Linked DNA regions of Homo sapiens: region 2 is linked to region 1. A link is a loop called in an ENCODE intact Hi-C map of the cell type or tissue named here. Cell type or tissue: PC-9. All regions are shown on one strand.

Evidence for each region. Hi-C counts contacts between places; a loop is a spot of excess contacts. Peaks named below come from ENCODE experiments on the same cell type or tissue, not always from the same donor. Only the 100,000 strongest peaks of a DNase experiment are listed, where the experiment ranks them.
Region 2: a loop joins it to region 1, with 9 times the contacts of the local background. A loop is called at or near these places in 5 of 110 quality-filtered maps.

What each region holds. Positions count from the first base shown.
Region 1 is chr3:188,816,396-188,818,895 of GRCh38, reverse strand. All of the region lies in intron 9 of LPP (LIM domain containing preferred translocation partner in lipoma), which reads right to left. Among named protein-coding and RNA genes, the nearest start is that of MIR28, 130 kb to the right of the region's middle. In PC-9, no CTCF peak of the experiment used is centred here; a DNase peak (open chromatin) is centred at 1,115; H3K4me3 peaks cover 586 bases; H3K27ac peaks cover 2,415 bases.
Region 2 is chr3:187,737,647-187,740,146 of GRCh38, reverse strand. All of the region lies in intron 1 of BCL6 (BCL6 transcription repressor), which reads left to right. Among named protein-coding and RNA genes, the nearest start is that of BCL6-AS1, 4.8 kb to the left of the region's middle. RefSeq lists a silencer at 374-549 and an enhancer at 1,051-2,030. In PC-9, CTCF peaks have their summits at 75 (motif pointing left), 971 and 1,172; DNase peaks (open chromatin) are centred at 216, 474 and 1,106; H3K4me3 peaks cover 1,597 bases; H3K27ac peaks cover 318 bases.

The sequences.
Region 1 (2,500 bases):
AAGTGGAAACCAGATCTGACCAGCAAAAGCCTGGGAAGGAAGCTGGTGTATATTAGGTATTTGCAAGGAGTTGGGCACTTCACATATATAACGTTCATATAATATTAACAACTCTGCAAGGGAAGGCTTATTCCATTTTTTTATTTGAAGAAACTGAGCCTCGGAGAGGTTAAGCAATTTGCCCAAGGCTACACTGTTAGGAAATAAAGCTGGGATACAAACCTGGGGCAGTAGAACTACAAAGTCTAAACTCTTTCCATCCTACCAAGCTGCCTCTCAATCTCACATATAAATAGCTCAGAATTTTACTGAAGATTAACAGGAGAGTGATTCTCAAACTACTTTATATTTTTGCAGGGCCTTAGAGTAACACCTGTCCAACTGACATGGAACCGTGAAAGTCCAGAGTCCTGTGGACTATCCATGTGTAGTTGAAGTCACAGACACTACGTAATCTTCTGAAATCTCTAGTCTGAAAGATTCAAGGTAGGGAATAGCTCAAGAGAGAAAATACCAATAGAAAGTATTATAATACTCAGAAGAGCTTGAACCTCAATAAACTGAGGATACATACTATCAACTATTAAATAGTTCTGACAGATTACACCTATTATATGTTATTATTCACAAAAAGCATATTAGCTGTACTGGGGGAAAAAAAGGAGGATTAATTAGAAGTTATGAAACTTGGAATTCAGTTCAGAAAACCATGAACTTGCTGTGGTGTCTTGAGCAAGTCATTTTTCTTGCTGGGTGTCATTTGTGCCTGTTTGCTCAATACCGGGATTGATTACAGGATATGCACCCGTTACTTCTAACATTCTGTAAGCCTGAAGTTAGTAACTTGTAGACCTACAGGACCTCACTAGCAGAGAGGAGAGATTCTGCTCATGCTTGCACTCTGAACATATTTGATACGCCTTAGAATATGATCCCTGCAACTTTCCTAAAAGCATGTATAGCCAGTTGAGATACTAAGATAATAATCGTGTGGAAGAACAAAAACGTAAACTCTTAAACAGGTGTCTGCAGGTGGTTCCCTTGCTGCATTCCTTTGCGGTGAGCCCAGACATTTCCTTGCCCTGTAGTATCTGTTTCTCCACCTCAGGTTAGGTTTTGAAATTTTAGTTTTTAGACAAACACAGGATCTGGTTTTCCATTTTTGTTCTGTATACAAAGTGACGTTAAAACCATTTCAAAGTCAAACAGGTCTCCTCTCCATCCCTCAGCCCTCAAGAATTCAAACAGGGCTGGGTTTTGTTTGGCAGCAGGGAGTGGCAGTAGCTGTGAAAATGCTTGTCAAATGTAAGAAGGTGTGATATGCTTCAGGAAAGAAAATTGCCAGGAGCAAGAAGGATAGAAAACATGGCATACGAATTGAAACAGCTGCAGAAGAGACATCCAGTTTGTTATATCCATTTGTGTATCTCTATAATACAGAACTAAGTGTTTTAACAGCCCTTTTGAAATTTGAAAATGGATCTTCCATCGATTCAGAGCTATACACTGGCTCAAACTAGCTCTTGTTCAAAGAGGTCATCTGGTAGGTCACTGCCCACTACTACACACTGGAGTCTACATCAAACTTTGATAAGGCTCTGTGAAAACAGGGCAAGTGCTATTAGGAGATCTGTAGAGGAAGAAACGCACCAGATTCTACTCCAACCCCACTGCTATGATCACCAGTGCTCTCAACACAGGGCATTTTTACAAGATATCATGAAGAGATGATAGGAAATAGACCCAATTGCTCTGATAACCATGTTGGCTTCTGTATAAGTTCATTTCAAATATATCTGAAAGCAGTCCTGCCTTTTCAAGGAGCCAAATTTTCCCATCTTAATTATTTGCAAATACTTGTTTCCATGCAACAATCAAAAAGGCAAAGAAACTCTTGGGTACTTTATGCTTCTCACTACTTACTCTTGAGGAAGAAAAAAAGGTCAAAAGCAGCTTTTCTTTACCAATGAAGAAGTTGTTGTCAATATTTTGTAAGCAATTCAGATCATTGCAATATTTCTTGTATTCCTATTCGGTGCTTAGCACTATGCTAAGTATTAGGGATTATATAAGATTTTTATAGTATTTAGGAAGACAAGATTAGTTATTTCATAAAACTTGGTCTTGGGTTCCCAAATCCTTTCGAGTTCTGTTTATTCCTCAGCAAGTAAATAAAAATGTCAATTTCTTTGGCACTGAATCTAAATAGCAGAGAATTTCAGAAAAGGAAGAAAGTAAATAAGAGAGATCTCAGGAAAAGTTTCATTAGGAGGATGCACTGACTCAATACATGTACATGTAACATACATGAAGGGAGGTATAAGCTCTGCCTAAGAGAGTGGAATTGAGAAAGCAAGTCAGAAAAACCTCCCAGAAGATGAGAAGGAATCATTCAGGCCGGGCATGGTGGCTCACGCCTGTAATCCCAGCACTTTGGGAGGCCAAGGCAGGTGGATCACCAGGTCAGGAGATCAAGACCATCCTGGCTAACATGGTGAAA
Region 2 (2,500 bases), 1.1 Mb after region 1:
AAGATGGCAAACGCGCGTCCGCATGCTGGCGGCCCCTAGCGGCAGCAGGCGCGCTCTGCAGGGGGAGACAGCGCCGTCGCCCCCGCCCGGGTCGGCGGGGATCGAGTTCGGCCCCTCCCACTGCGGGAGCCGTCGGAGGCCGCGTCGGAGAAACGCGCCTCTGTTCGGACTGGAAACGAATCTGGGAACGAGTTTGAAGCGCGGTCAAGTTTGACTCATCGCTTTCCAAGGACAGTTAGTGCCTTCCATCTTCATTAACGTGAATAAGGACCTTGGCTGACTTCTTTCCAGATCGGATTTTTAAAGGCATTGTTTGCTTGAGGAGATCATGCTTCTCCCCTCCCCCGCCAGCCTTTTTGCAAAGGCTGAGCCCAGTCCAGCCAGGACGGCCGAGGGATCTCTGCTCCGGGACGCGATTTGCTGGCATTGTCTTCGGGCCCTTCTGGAAGGCTGTCTCGCGCTGAGCGTATGGGGAACGTCCCTTCTGCAACTCCTCTTCAGATCTTGATGATAAAACACATCCCTCTGTTTTATTGCATTTCCTAGAAGCTTGCAGGCTTGCAAGAGCACTGTTGGCAGGAAACGTGATAGAAATGAAAGTCAGGACACAATGTCCCCGAACACCTCGGTTATCCAAAGCGGCTGTCGAGGCCATCGCGTTATCAAATTCGCTTTTATTTACTGTCGTCTCCTGCACCCTCCCGTTCCCCAGCCAAGAGGGCGAAGAGTGTTTTCCCCCAAGAATAAAAACAGCTCCGCGATTTGACCTCACCCCCTGCCGCCGGACCACGGTGGTGTCTGCAGCCGTGCAGCTAGTTGGCTGAAACACTGCTGAGACCGGGAGCCCCACGGCAGGGCCCCTGATGCGGGGTTCACTACGGCAGTTGCAGCCTTATTAAAATTCCTTGTCCTTGTCCCTAAACAGTGCTTTACACTTTCAGATTTCCCTTTGGATTTTTCAGCGGGTTATTGGAGTTATTAGATTACCAATAATCCAACAGCCTCTGTAGCCTCTCTGGCTGGAGAGGAGGGGGGAAGGGCGGAAGGCATTCTCCAAATCGGGAGGCTCTGGCCAAACTAGGTCAATGGGAAGGAGGGGAGGGGCGAGAAAGGGGTTGACGGTTTCAAACCTTGATGGAGGGCTCTCTCTAGCGTTAGGCAGCGGTAAAAACACCATTCGGTTTGAGCTCCCGGAACCACGGGACTCCTAATTTCCAATAAATGCACTTACTTCATTTTAACTTCCCAGATTCTCATCCCTACCCCTTATTAAATCCCAACCGTCTCTTTCACCTTTATCCCACCGGGCGAAGGGGTGAGAAAGCCTCAATGTAGGATTTTGAGGCCAAAGGCTCGTTCTTTGCAGACCGACTCTGACCCTTCCGCTTGCCGCAGAAGGGATGAGCGGCGCAGTGTGACGCCACTGGCTAGTTTTAGGACCAGACTGCGGCCTTTGTGGCTGAGTCTTTCGCTGTCCCCTAGCCCCCGAAAGCGCACCCCGGAGCCTGCTACCGAGACCAATTAGGACATGGCACCCGGGGGTTATAATTCCCGGGAGGGCCACAGGAAGGCGAGGCAACTTTGGAGAGTGCCAGTGCGCGCGCAGGGGTCGGGGCCCCGGCCTTTGCCGAGTCCAAGCTGTGTCTCTACGGTTTCGGGGAAATCGGATTCGGAAATCCTTACGGCTTGGCAGCTCCTGTTCTAAAGACTTTGGGCGGAAACCAAGTGGAGCTGGGTTCCCGTTCTTGCCAACGTAGGCGGAAGGGGCTTTCTGTTTAGTTTTTCTCCAACCTTGCCTGGGGCGCCTATGATGGAGACCCTCAGCCCCTAGGGACTCCATCTTTTGACCTTGAAGTCTCGCTCAAACATTCCCCTAAAAGAACGGGGGTGAGGGAGAATGGAAGGCAAAAAGAGGGAAAAAAGCAAATAAACTTCGGAATCGGACAACTTAAAGTCTCGATATGAGCCTCGGATTGTATTCGAACTCCTGGGTTCTAGACCCAGCTCTGCTACTAACTTGTCTGACCTTCCCCATTTATAAACTGTTGTGGGTGAGAGGTGGGACTAGGTGAACTCTGAGAGCCCTGCACTCGGCGCGGACGAGGGATTTAGGGGAAAGTGTGCTGTATTCCCCGCGAGCCTTCCCCAGCGGCCCCGCCTCCCTGGGTGAATCCCCGGCGGCCAGCGCAGCGCAGGCAGCGATCCTGGCGGCTGCCGGGGCCGGCAGCTTCCTGGAAAGTTACTTCTTGTTGGAGCCGGCAATAGGCAAAGTGTGTTCTGTGAAATCCGCAGAGCCGAGATTGACTACGTTCCGGGAATGAGAGGGCTGTGTCATTCCCCTCATTGCCTGCTGCATTGACGGCGTAACAGGAAAAAAAAAAAAAAAAAAAAAAAGGCATACACACAATGTTAGCTACCGAGGTGCACCAAAAGTTTTATTTGAATGTAACTAAATTAAGGGCCGCCACGGTCATACCACAAAGCCTCCGTCGCGCCTTGC